Linked DNA regions of Homo sapiens: region 1 is linked to region 2. A link is a loop called in an ENCODE intact Hi-C map of the cell type or tissue named here. Cell type or tissue: IMR-90. All regions are shown on one strand. Links, peaks and the distances in the headings refer to the core of each region. The heading gives the core; the rest is flanking DNA. Region 1 overlaps CDH6 (cadherin 6). Region 2 has its middle 690 kb from the start of CDH6.

The links. A loop is a pair of places that touch in the nucleus more often than their neighbours do. Peaks named below come from ENCODE experiments on the same cell type or tissue, not always from the same donor. Only the 100,000 strongest peaks of a DNase experiment are listed, where the experiment ranks them.
Region 1: a loop joins it to region 2, with 2.1 times the contacts of the local background. A loop is called at or near these places in 2 of 110 quality-filtered maps.

Annotation. Positions count from the first base shown.
Region 1 is chr5:31,229,812-31,235,205 of GRCh38, reverse strand. All of the region lies in intron 1 of CDH6 (cadherin 6), which reads right to left. Among named protein-coding and RNA genes, the nearest start is that of CDH6, 39 kb to the right of the region's middle. In IMR-90, for the core only: a CTCF peak has its summit at 2,731 (motif pointing right); a DNase peak (open chromatin) is centred at 2,755.
Region 2 is chr5:30,502,538-30,507,931 of GRCh38, reverse strand. No RefSeq gene overlaps it. Among named protein-coding and RNA genes, the nearest start is that of CDH6, 690 kb to the left of the region's middle. In IMR-90, for the core only: no CTCF peak of the experiment used is centred there; a DNase peak (open chromatin) is centred at 2,181.

The sequences.
Region 1 (5,394 bases), core at 72-5,071, 730 kb before region 2:
GTATCATAAAAATATATTTAAACCCTAAAGAAATTGATTATATGGTAGTAGGATCTAGGATTGAATGGGTGATTCAAAAATTTTCTTCTACCCCATGGTCTTCTCAGCTGGATATTTGGCAACTCGCTCAGTATCTCAAAATCTAAAATAGGTTGAACCATCTATTAATTGATGATATTGAGTACAGTATGGCAAACTCCCTCACCCCCACAGGGAGGCCTTCATATTACACACTTGTGGATAATGGAGTGCTTGGGGACAGGATGCTTTGAGTTACTTAGGCTAATAGAGCAAGAAATTAATTTTAAAGTAGCTTCAATATCATAAAGAGTATATATGTATGTATGTATATGTGCAAACCTATATACACATGCATATGTGCATGCATGTATATATGTATGCATATGTGTCATGCATATGTATGTATATGTTTATGTATATAATTTGAGCTAATCAATATAATAATAGAGGCCTAAGAAAGAAGGTCTGGAGCCTAGAAAAGAAGAAAGGTCTATTTTTATAAAAACTGATGAAATACTTGTGGTAGGGAGTGAGAAGAGTCACAGAAGAGAAGCAAAGAAGTGGAAAGGAAGGAATGTGGACATTCTATGATTTACAGTGAGAACCTGGTGGTGGAGTGGAGGTGGAGATGGGATTCCCCACCTATCAGCTGTATAGGATGCTGAATGGCAAGTATGAGGAAAATGGCATCTAGTTATTAGTAACACTCTTTTAGGGTAGTTACTCTGTGGATACCTTCCCATTATCAATCTCTGATGGTTTTGCTAAATATGACTTAATTAGCAGACATACACTCCATATATGTGATAAGATTCTAAAATGGTGACACAGTCCATGAATAAAACCAGAAAAAGTCTTTTAAGATTTTATCCCAGTTTATAGAAATTTACAGATTTACAAATTTTCTTTTCTGGTACTATTTTAGCACAATTTTTGCATGTACTTAAACATCTAGTTTATCATCAGTTCTTGTTACAACATCAGGCAAGAGTAACATGTTAATAAAGAATAAAAAAAACCTTTAAATACAATTGTTATGAGGCTACACATTTAAATATTTTCAGACTTTAAAATTTGATACTTAGTCAAAGTATTAAGAACACACTTTAAACAGAAAAACATTATGAAAAAAATGTATTTGAGATATAGACTATTATCACAATTTTTCATTTGTTCAAAAGCCATCAGAATGGAACATGTAATAATTCAATCATTCACTGAGAATTATCTTTTGAGTTCCTAACATGTCCTGCCTCATGGAATTTACGTTCTAGTAGAGGAGACACACTCGAAGCAAGTGAATGATAGTCAGGTAATATATTTTTGAATCATTGGTGAGGCCTATGGAGGTAAAGTGGAATGGGTAAAGGGATGCTGAGTAGTAGAGAGTGAGGCGGTGGGTGTTTTATAAAGTCAAGGAGGACCTCTCCGTGAAGAAACTGGAATCATGACAATGAGCCAGTCATGGGAAGAACTGGCGGAAGTTTCCAGTAGAAAAAACAGCAAATGTCGTAGCCACACAGGAAAGAAACTTTCAATGGTCTTAATGAAGCAAGGTCAGAGTAAGTGAATTAGAGTAAGAGATGAGATGACCAGAAATTTTAATGAGTAATGATAAGCAATAACAAGGAAATATGATAAGCAAAGTTTTTGTTTTGTTTTTTTTTTTTGAGACAGAGTCCCACTCTGTCATGCCAGCTGGAGTGCAGTGGCATGATCTTGGCTCATGGCAACCTCCACCTCCCAGGCTCAAGCGATCCTCCCACCTCGGCCTCCTGAGTAGCTGGGACTACAGGTGTGCACAACTATGCCCGGTTAATTTTTGTATTTTTTTTTTTTTTGTAGAGACGGGGCATTGCCATGTTGCCCAGGTTGGATAAGTAAAGTTTTTAAAGCTTTGATTAAAATGTTTGTAATTTATCTCTCTTCTCTTTTAGCTTTTATACTTTATTTTTTTGTGTAAAATATGCTCCTTATAATATATACTCTCTGTATGTGTATATGTGTGCATTTGTGTGTATATGTGTGTGGATGTGTAACATGTGAAGGCGTATGTGCATATATAAGTGTGTTTATAGAGATATGTCTATGTACGCGTGTGTGTGTATTTGTATATTCAGTTGTTCATTGCATGGTAAGAAACAGCATGATATAGTGAACTTTGGGCTGCCTGGGTTTGCACACTGGCTCTTCCATATTCTAGCTCTGCAACCTTTGAAAGGTTATTTAACTTCTCTGTGACTCAGTTTCTTCATCTGTACAACGGGGAGTATTAAAGGACCTATTTTGGAGGAATGTTGTGAGGATGAAATGAATTAATATATGGAAAACTCTTAGAACAATGCCTGGTGTATGGTACATGTGGCAATAGCATAAGTGCCATATAAGTGTTGCATTTATAATTTCCTCAACAGATAACATTTTATCCAAATGAATAGATGATATTGTAATTAATAATTCCAAGTTACATTCTCACAAGCAAAACCAATAACTAAAAAGCCTGACTTGATATGTTTTCATTGGCCACTCAAATCCATTTGCTTTGCAAACTTGTTTGAACTTTTCTTTCTTTTCAGAATATTTTTAGCTTAAAGAGGAAACTACTTATGTTTCTAAATTGGGACAGTTAAATACTCCTGTCCTGGACCGAGGGTGCAGCCAAAAACGTTTTGTAGAGATTAAGGGTGCATTAAACGTATGTCCACTTGAGGGAGCTCTAAGATTCCTCCAAAGCCTGGGTCTTAGAGTCTAACCAGGCTGGAGGCAGCACCTATGACACTGGGTTGGGTTAGTGGAAGAAAAATGTGGAAGAAAAATTTAAAACGTCCAGAATGAAAGCTTGGAAAATAAAGTGCAGGGTAGTAAAACTGATAATTATTTTACTGTTTTCCAGTTATGTATTTAATTGAGGGGAACAGAAACACTTTTTTGAGAACTTCAAACGGCTCAGCTGGAAGCACAGGAATTAGCATAAAGTGAAATATTTATGGGAGCTTAATACTGTTTAAGACTCATTTTCTCCTTGCCTTAAGACATGAAGTCAAATTAACCATTTCTAATTAAAGAGTGAGAAACAAAGTAGTGTAAGACCAGAAGTAGAAGCTAAATGGTGATGCCTAAGTTGTGAAGTCTGAAACAGTCACTTGACATAGAGGTCAAGAATGGGAAGATACAAAATAATTCCTGCAGAACAAGAGAAACAAATCAGGGTGATTTGAAAAGAAACATAATTATAGTAGGCTTACTCTACTCCTTAAGTGAATATTTTTCTTCTAAGAGCAAAGGTCTAAAACTGGACATGGTAATGCCCTTTTATCTCTTTATGTTAGAGGCTGAGCTACAGAGGAAGTGCTATGGTTTGAATATTTATCCCCTCCAAAACTTATGTTGAAATTTAATCCCCAGTGTGGCATTATTGAGACGTGGGACCTTTAAGAGGTTCATGCATGGATTAATGGATTAATGAAATAGTGGGTTAATGAATTAGTGAGTTATCATGGGGAGTAAAGCTGGAGGCTTTATAAGAAGAGGAAGAAAGATCTGAGCTAGCACACTCAGCCTCCTTGCCATGTGGTGGCCTGTGCCACCTTGGGACTCTGCATAGAGTCTCTACCAGCAAGAAAGCCCTCACCAGATATGTCCCCTTGACCTTGGACTTCTCAGCTCTCCAAATTGTAGAAATAAATTCCTTTTCTTTATAAATTACCCAGTTTCAGGCATTCTGTTACGAGCAACAGAAAATGGACTGAGACAGGAAGCGTCCATGAAATATTCAAAATAAGCTGGAACTGCTTTAAATATGATTCATGGGAATTCTGACCCCGCCAAACAGTAATCTGTTAAGGATACTAAAAAGGAAAGAAATTCCCAAAGGGCAAGGAAGACAAAATCCTGGGAATTTCAGGCCAGTCTTTTTCTCCTTATTGCTAAACCACTATGGAGATACGCAATGATTTGATTAAAATATCAATTTTATGCACATAATTTAATTTTAATTGCATCGTGAGTAATCTGTTAAAAAGAGTTTGAACATTTGGCCTCTAAATCATTATAGGCTGAATCACCCTAAGATGAAAATAAGGCAGTGAAGACTGTTATCCAGAAGAAAAGAAAAATATTGCATTTGAATATACTTTCAACAAATGAAAACTATAATTAAAATATAATCATGTGATTAGAAGAATATTTAAAAGAGCATATTGTGTTTCCTGCATATTTTTATATGTGTAGGTTTTACATTTTAAAGAGTTTGTTCGTCTTAACATGGATTTAAGCATTTTGCATAAAGATTCACACTAATCTTTTCATTCACAGTTCATGAAGTCCCCTACAATTGTTTATTAATTAGCATATAATATTTTTACCTGGATGCTATACTGTATTGTTTAGCTTCTTTTGTATACATCTCTAATTTCTCTTTAGAATTATTTTGAGTTTGATTAAACTCAATGGATTTGTTGTTCTACTTGAGGACACAATCAAGATTATTCTGCAGATGGTTTCTAAATCATAGGTTAGTTTTTAAAAAAATAGCATTTTCATTTTTGCACGGAGGATTTGTTTCTCTTTGCTTTGCCTATAAGTTTCTTTTCTCATTTTTCACTGAGTACATTACTCATGGTCTTAAACATCTTCCGCTGCTTTCTTAAAGATGCAACAGGAAGATACATCTGTAGAGGAGGCCTAATGCTTCTGAATTCTCTGTTAATAAATACACTGGAAGTGTATTTTAACGGTGTTTAACATAAATACTTTAATACATACTCTCAGAGACTCTTTTTCTAGTAAGTGAAGGAAAATGAGCCAGACTTTTAAAAAAAGATATTCTCTGCCTGTGATGGTTATACAGACAAACCTGTGTATGATCCCCTAGTGAGTTCTCTATGTCTTTGGAGAAGTCATCTACAGGACAGAGATGACTTTTCTCCCATGCAAGTTAAGTTGATCTTTTAATTTGCAATGGTAGACCCTAAATATCACCTTGAGTGAGAACCTGCAGGAATTCAGAGGCCCTCAACTTCTTAACTGCTGTGTCTAAATTGGGACTTCAGGGCTCTTTCTGTGCCAAAGAGAAAGCAAATTCTCTTCAACTGGGATATTCTGCAAGGAGCGGAATCACTGTTATTTTGACTTTGTTGTTCAGACACGCCACAGTGGCAGCAGAAATAGCATCCGCCAATTAAACGCCCATACAGCATTCAAAGGATATGGAAGATAGAATTTAATTATGAAACAGATGACACTACTCAATCTTAATTGTCATACCAGGATCCAAGTCACTGGCCTGATAATCACCAGCCAGGAGAATGGAGAGCAAAGTCCCTTACGTCACCAAGGGCAAAAAGCCTCAGCCCGTAATTATGCTGCTCCTTA
Region 2 (5,394 bases), core at 209-5,208:
GTATCTTTAATATACAATATGTGATATGAATGATGATCAACTGGGAAACAAATGAACTGTTTACTAAATACAGTATGTGAGATTAGTTCCCAGACTCAACCCTCACATCTTGACTCTACAAATGCCAAGAAAATGTAATGTTTGCAAAAATGTTGAGTTCAAATTCTTAGGTAAGATGAAAATCTCTCCTATTATTAATTTATATCAATATATATGACTTTGTTGACGTGGGCTGGCATTCAACTTTATTTTTAACACTGAGACAGTCTACCAGTAAAGTTAGTTACTGCCATATACTTAGGTGAGAAAAGGTGCTACTACTGAGATAAGGTTAACTGAATATGGGCTTTCAGTTTAAATATTCTCATTTTCATAGCTCTCTATCTATTACATTTTGTTATGATCAATCTAAAATTTATCTAAGAATATTATTTATTTATTTATTTTTCTTTTTCAAAATGTTACCTCTTTCTAAGCTTGGTATGAGCATGCATAATGACCAGATTTCTTAAGGTCCTACAATTCTTGTTTGTTTCTTCCACATTTATGTAATTAATGGGCCATCAGGTACTCCCTGTAAGGTTTTAGTAGATGTAGCATTATTTTCCCAGGTCCAATATTTGCAAAGCAATAAGCAGTTTATTGGCAATTTCTAACAAGAAACAATTCCTAAAATGTTTATATATTTGGTTCATGGCGATAGTTGAGATCTGTTTGGTATGCACAGCCATTAATATTTTCATAGCCAGGCACGAATAACAACTGTTGAAAAGAGTCTGCCAAAACAGGTTATGTTTTAGCTTAAGAAATGAGACTTATAACTGAGACAGCAAATGGCCTTCAATTAATGTTGAAGTATTTAATTTACATTTTTGTCGTATTTATTATAACCTGTGAACTATAATAATGATGACTGATGCTTTATTGAAGTCTACCCTGTGTCAGATGTTTATTAAGTGTTGTTTACATCACCCTGTTTAAATCTACTATTTTAGCATATATACTAATGAAATCCCCAATTTTAGGAAAAGAAATCAAAAGATTAGAGTAGTTCAGTAGTTCAGTAACATGCCCAAAATCATACAGCTGGTAAATGGTGGAGAAATATTTCAAATTAAGCCTGTGATAACCCAGAATGTCATAGGTTCTCATAAGCACTTACTTAGACCTTTCCATATGCTGGTAAGTTAAGTTGTGGCATAATCATAAAAATATTAACATAATAATTTGGAGCGCATTTGACCAGAATCAAGGTAGTTAGGTAAGTATTAAATATATTAGACACATAATTTATTTTTATTCCATGTCAGACAAATAGAAATAAAAGAATAAGAGAACATCCTAATTGAAAAATAATCAGTATTCTTTCTAGCTGTGTCAATTTTTCATTACTATTCAAATATTCTTTTTCAAATTGTAATATATAGGTCATAGATAGCATTTGCTATTTCTATAGAACTGCAAGTTGCTGCCTCACTTTTTTCTCCTCTAGCTGTTTCATTTCTGGAATAAAGGTCTTTTGCAATATCAAGATCATCTCATATTCATTAGAAAAAACATGTGATATTGTAAATGTCATTTATGTCAGCAGCAAGTTATTTTTTTTTCTATTTGCGCTTATGTAGGGCTTTAATTTATCATGTCATCTACCATCTGGTTCTCAGGATAGATTTTTATTACATTTTAATAAAGAGCATATTGAAGAAAGTAATTTTTGTTGCTTAGTAAAGTATGCAAGCATTTACTTTTTTTTTCCTGGTAACCTTTCATTGATAATTATTTGTCATTTAAACTTTTGGTTAGCCTATTTTATGTTACATAGAAAACCCATGTGAAGGTCTTTGAAGTATGTTTAGAGTCATATAAGAGACCATATCAGATACAAAACATCTACTAGATAAAAGTTATTTATTTAATATTTCAAATTTATTTTATTTTTATCTTTATGAATCTTGGAATAATTAAATATGTTTGGAGGGAGAAAGATGTAGTGAGTACATCCTAGCACATTTTCCTTAGATATTTAAGAATTTTTTTCAAAGTTTTTTTCAGCCAAAGCATAATAGTCCTAAAAGAGAAGGCCTTTTCCAAATCCATTACTTATTGTTCCCCTAATGAGAATAATCAATATTGACTCACCCCAAAGGAATCAGGATTAGATCATCTCTTTGACATTGGAATTTCCTGTAAACAGTAACTCCATTGTGAACAATCTATGGATGGATTCACAATTCTAAAGTAGGAGTTTAGTCACTGAAGACCAGCCATATTTTATTTTAATGCATCTTCTTCTATTATATATTATTGGCTTATGAAAAAGCGTGTGTCAGGGTCTTTTTTGTACCTAGAAAATATTCATTATAGCATTTCTGGACCCTAATGCAATGTCATCTTTTCTACACAGATGAAATGTCTGGTATCTCTATATTCTGAACTTCAGTCTTCCCCAACTGTGAGGACAAAACAATTATCTAGTTAAGGAAAAACACCAACAAAAGAAATATGAGCAACATTCAGAGGCTGCCTTGGCTTTATTTTTATTTTTCTAAAGGTAAAGAAACCAAAAAGAGAGCTCAATCTCTGGAACTTCTGATACATTTTTCATACACTTCTTATTTGCTTTCAGTTCTGGAATACCGTGAGACAGTCAGATAGACATTGGTGAACCTTTGATCTCACTCTATTTAATTAGGGAAACCAACAGGATCTTTTATGTTTAGAGGCCAGCGATGTGTAAAAAGCCATGTATAATGTGAAGCCTGACAAATTGTGGTGAGTATTTTTGGACAGCAGACTTAGCAGTCCCTTTGTTGTCTGTGCACTGTCAGCTTTTGACTCAAAGAGAATGGATTAACATAAAAAGAGAATCCTCCATCATTCCCCGGGCATGCCTGGAAAGCATGAATCTGCCTCTTTTGATTTTTTTTTTTTCAGAGCTAGGTCAGGTACAATATAAAATCATCTACAATTTATAGCTTTCAACTTCTTTTTTAAATGGCTTTAGATAGGCAGCTACTCAATGCCTCAGTTTTTCCTGAGATAAAACAATATCTATCCCCTCTGTATCTTATAGTAGTCTTCCAAGGATTAATTCATTAGTGAATTTCAATTACTTTCTGTTCCTCAATTACATTATCACATATTACAATATATTAGATTTAACTTATACATAACCTCCAGGGGAGACATGAAAACCACTCTTTTTAGGAAATTTCAATACAAGGTATAACTTTAAAGTAATGAGTTTGACTTTTTTCAGGTAAAGAGAAGTGTACGTGATATTTACTTTTATGGTACCTGAAAACTGCAGGCAGTACAGCTGTTTCAGCCCCTCGTAATCACTGTTGAAAGATTCAGGATCTGAGCTCATATGGTCCTTGAAGTCAGGCAGCTTTATGGCTTGGTCAAGCTGAGATTTTATAATCTTTGTCCTTGCAAGCTACCCTGTTCTCTGGTCTGCTCTCCCGGGGACACTTCCCATAACACCCCAGGATGTTCTGCTCAATCCCTCCGTTATTGCCAAGGAGTAAATGCTGTCTCCAAAACACTGACAGGACCTAGCGGCCTCATTCCCTGGAATGGCCTGGAGACTCCCTTTAATCTTTCAATGGACACAATGCTTAAAGTTCAGATTTTTTAATAATACTTTCAAAAACTCCACTTGCAATAGAGTCAAAAATCCCACCTCTGTCTTCAATCTAGGTAACTTCACTATCATGCAGATGACTCTTCCCCAACCATAGTTTTTATCTGTGATTTATTTCAGCACCCTGTGCTGTGAATGCATATGATCCTTGCAGAAGTAAGGGAAAAAAAGCTTGATATTGATCTTGACTACATGTCACTTCTTTTGTACTCTTCTCTCCCTCGGTTTCCAAACCTAATCGAAGAGAAGCAAAATAGGTGAAGACTCCTTTTGTTACAACGCATTAGAATTTCATGTTATCCAACCTTGGCTCAGCTTTCCATGATGTGTGCAAACTGCCAGCACTTTCTCAGGAATTTCTACACATTTGCTTTCTTGACAAACCCTATCCTCCAGCCACACCATCCTTGCATAGCTAGAATTTCTTACTACATTTACATTGTTTCTCCTTTTTCACTATTATTATATCCCCAATTTATTTTCTGTAATATTATTTGTGATACCCTCTTCATCCCCAACTTCTGTTGCCTTTCTCCATTAAGTATTCTTGGCTTCTTTTATACTTTTACATTTTTAAAAATAATTGTCTCTGCTTACATTTTGCCCAAATTGATGTTATTTAGTTCAAGTCAATGTGTATTTTTCAACACTCAGTGCAAGAAAATAAATTTCTTATGTATCATAGGATATACAAGTAACTCAGAGTATTAAAAAGTCTTTTGTGGATCTGGCTTACACATTAAACAGGACTTACTTCCTTTCTACATCTCTGAATATCTTGAAATACTAACGGTATATTTTGTATTTCTCCTAAAACACTTATTATTCTTTGGCTTTAGGCCCTATCACAAAGTGGAACTATACTGAAGGTCAATAATGACCTTCCTTGTACAATACTTTAAGCTCTCTCTTTGAATAATATTGTTTTAAATTATCTCTCTACTGCATGTGACACTATAGGAGAAAGGTTATATTTAGCACGACAGTTGACCCTTGAACAACCTGGGTTTGAACTGTGTGGATTCACTTATACACAGATTTTCTTCTGCCACTGCCACCCTTGAGACAACAAGACAATTCCTCCTCTTCCTCCTCCTGAGCCTATTCAACAGGAAGATGATGAGGCTGAAAACTTTTATGATGATCCATTTCCACTTAATTCACGGTAAATATATTTTTCTTTCCTTATGATTTTTGTAAAAACATTTTCTCTCTCTAGTTTGCTCTATTGCAAGAATGCAGTATATAATACACATAGCATAGAAAATCTGTGTTAATCAACTATTTATGTTATTTGTAAGGCTTCTGGTGAACAGTGAAATATTACTAGATAAGTTTTTAGGGAGTCAACTGTTACACGTGGATTTTTTTACTGTGTAGGGAGTGGTACTCATAACCACCTAACCCTCTATCCCCCACGTTGTTCAAGGGTCAATTGTTCTTTTTTTTTTCTGAAAGGGTACACATTCTTACCTTTTTTTTTTTTTTTTTTTTTTGACACAGGGTCTCACTCTGTGCCCAGGTTGGAGTGCAGTGGCATGATCATAGTTCACTGCAACCTAGACTTACTGGGCTCAAGTGATCCTCCCATCTCAGCTTCTCCTTTATCTGGGGCTACAGGTGCACATCACTTTACCTAGCTAATTTTTTCATTTATTGCAGAGATGGGGTCTTGCTTATTGTGTTGGCTGATCTTGAACTCCTAGACTCAAACAATCCTCCCACCTCAGCCTCCCAAACTGCTAGGA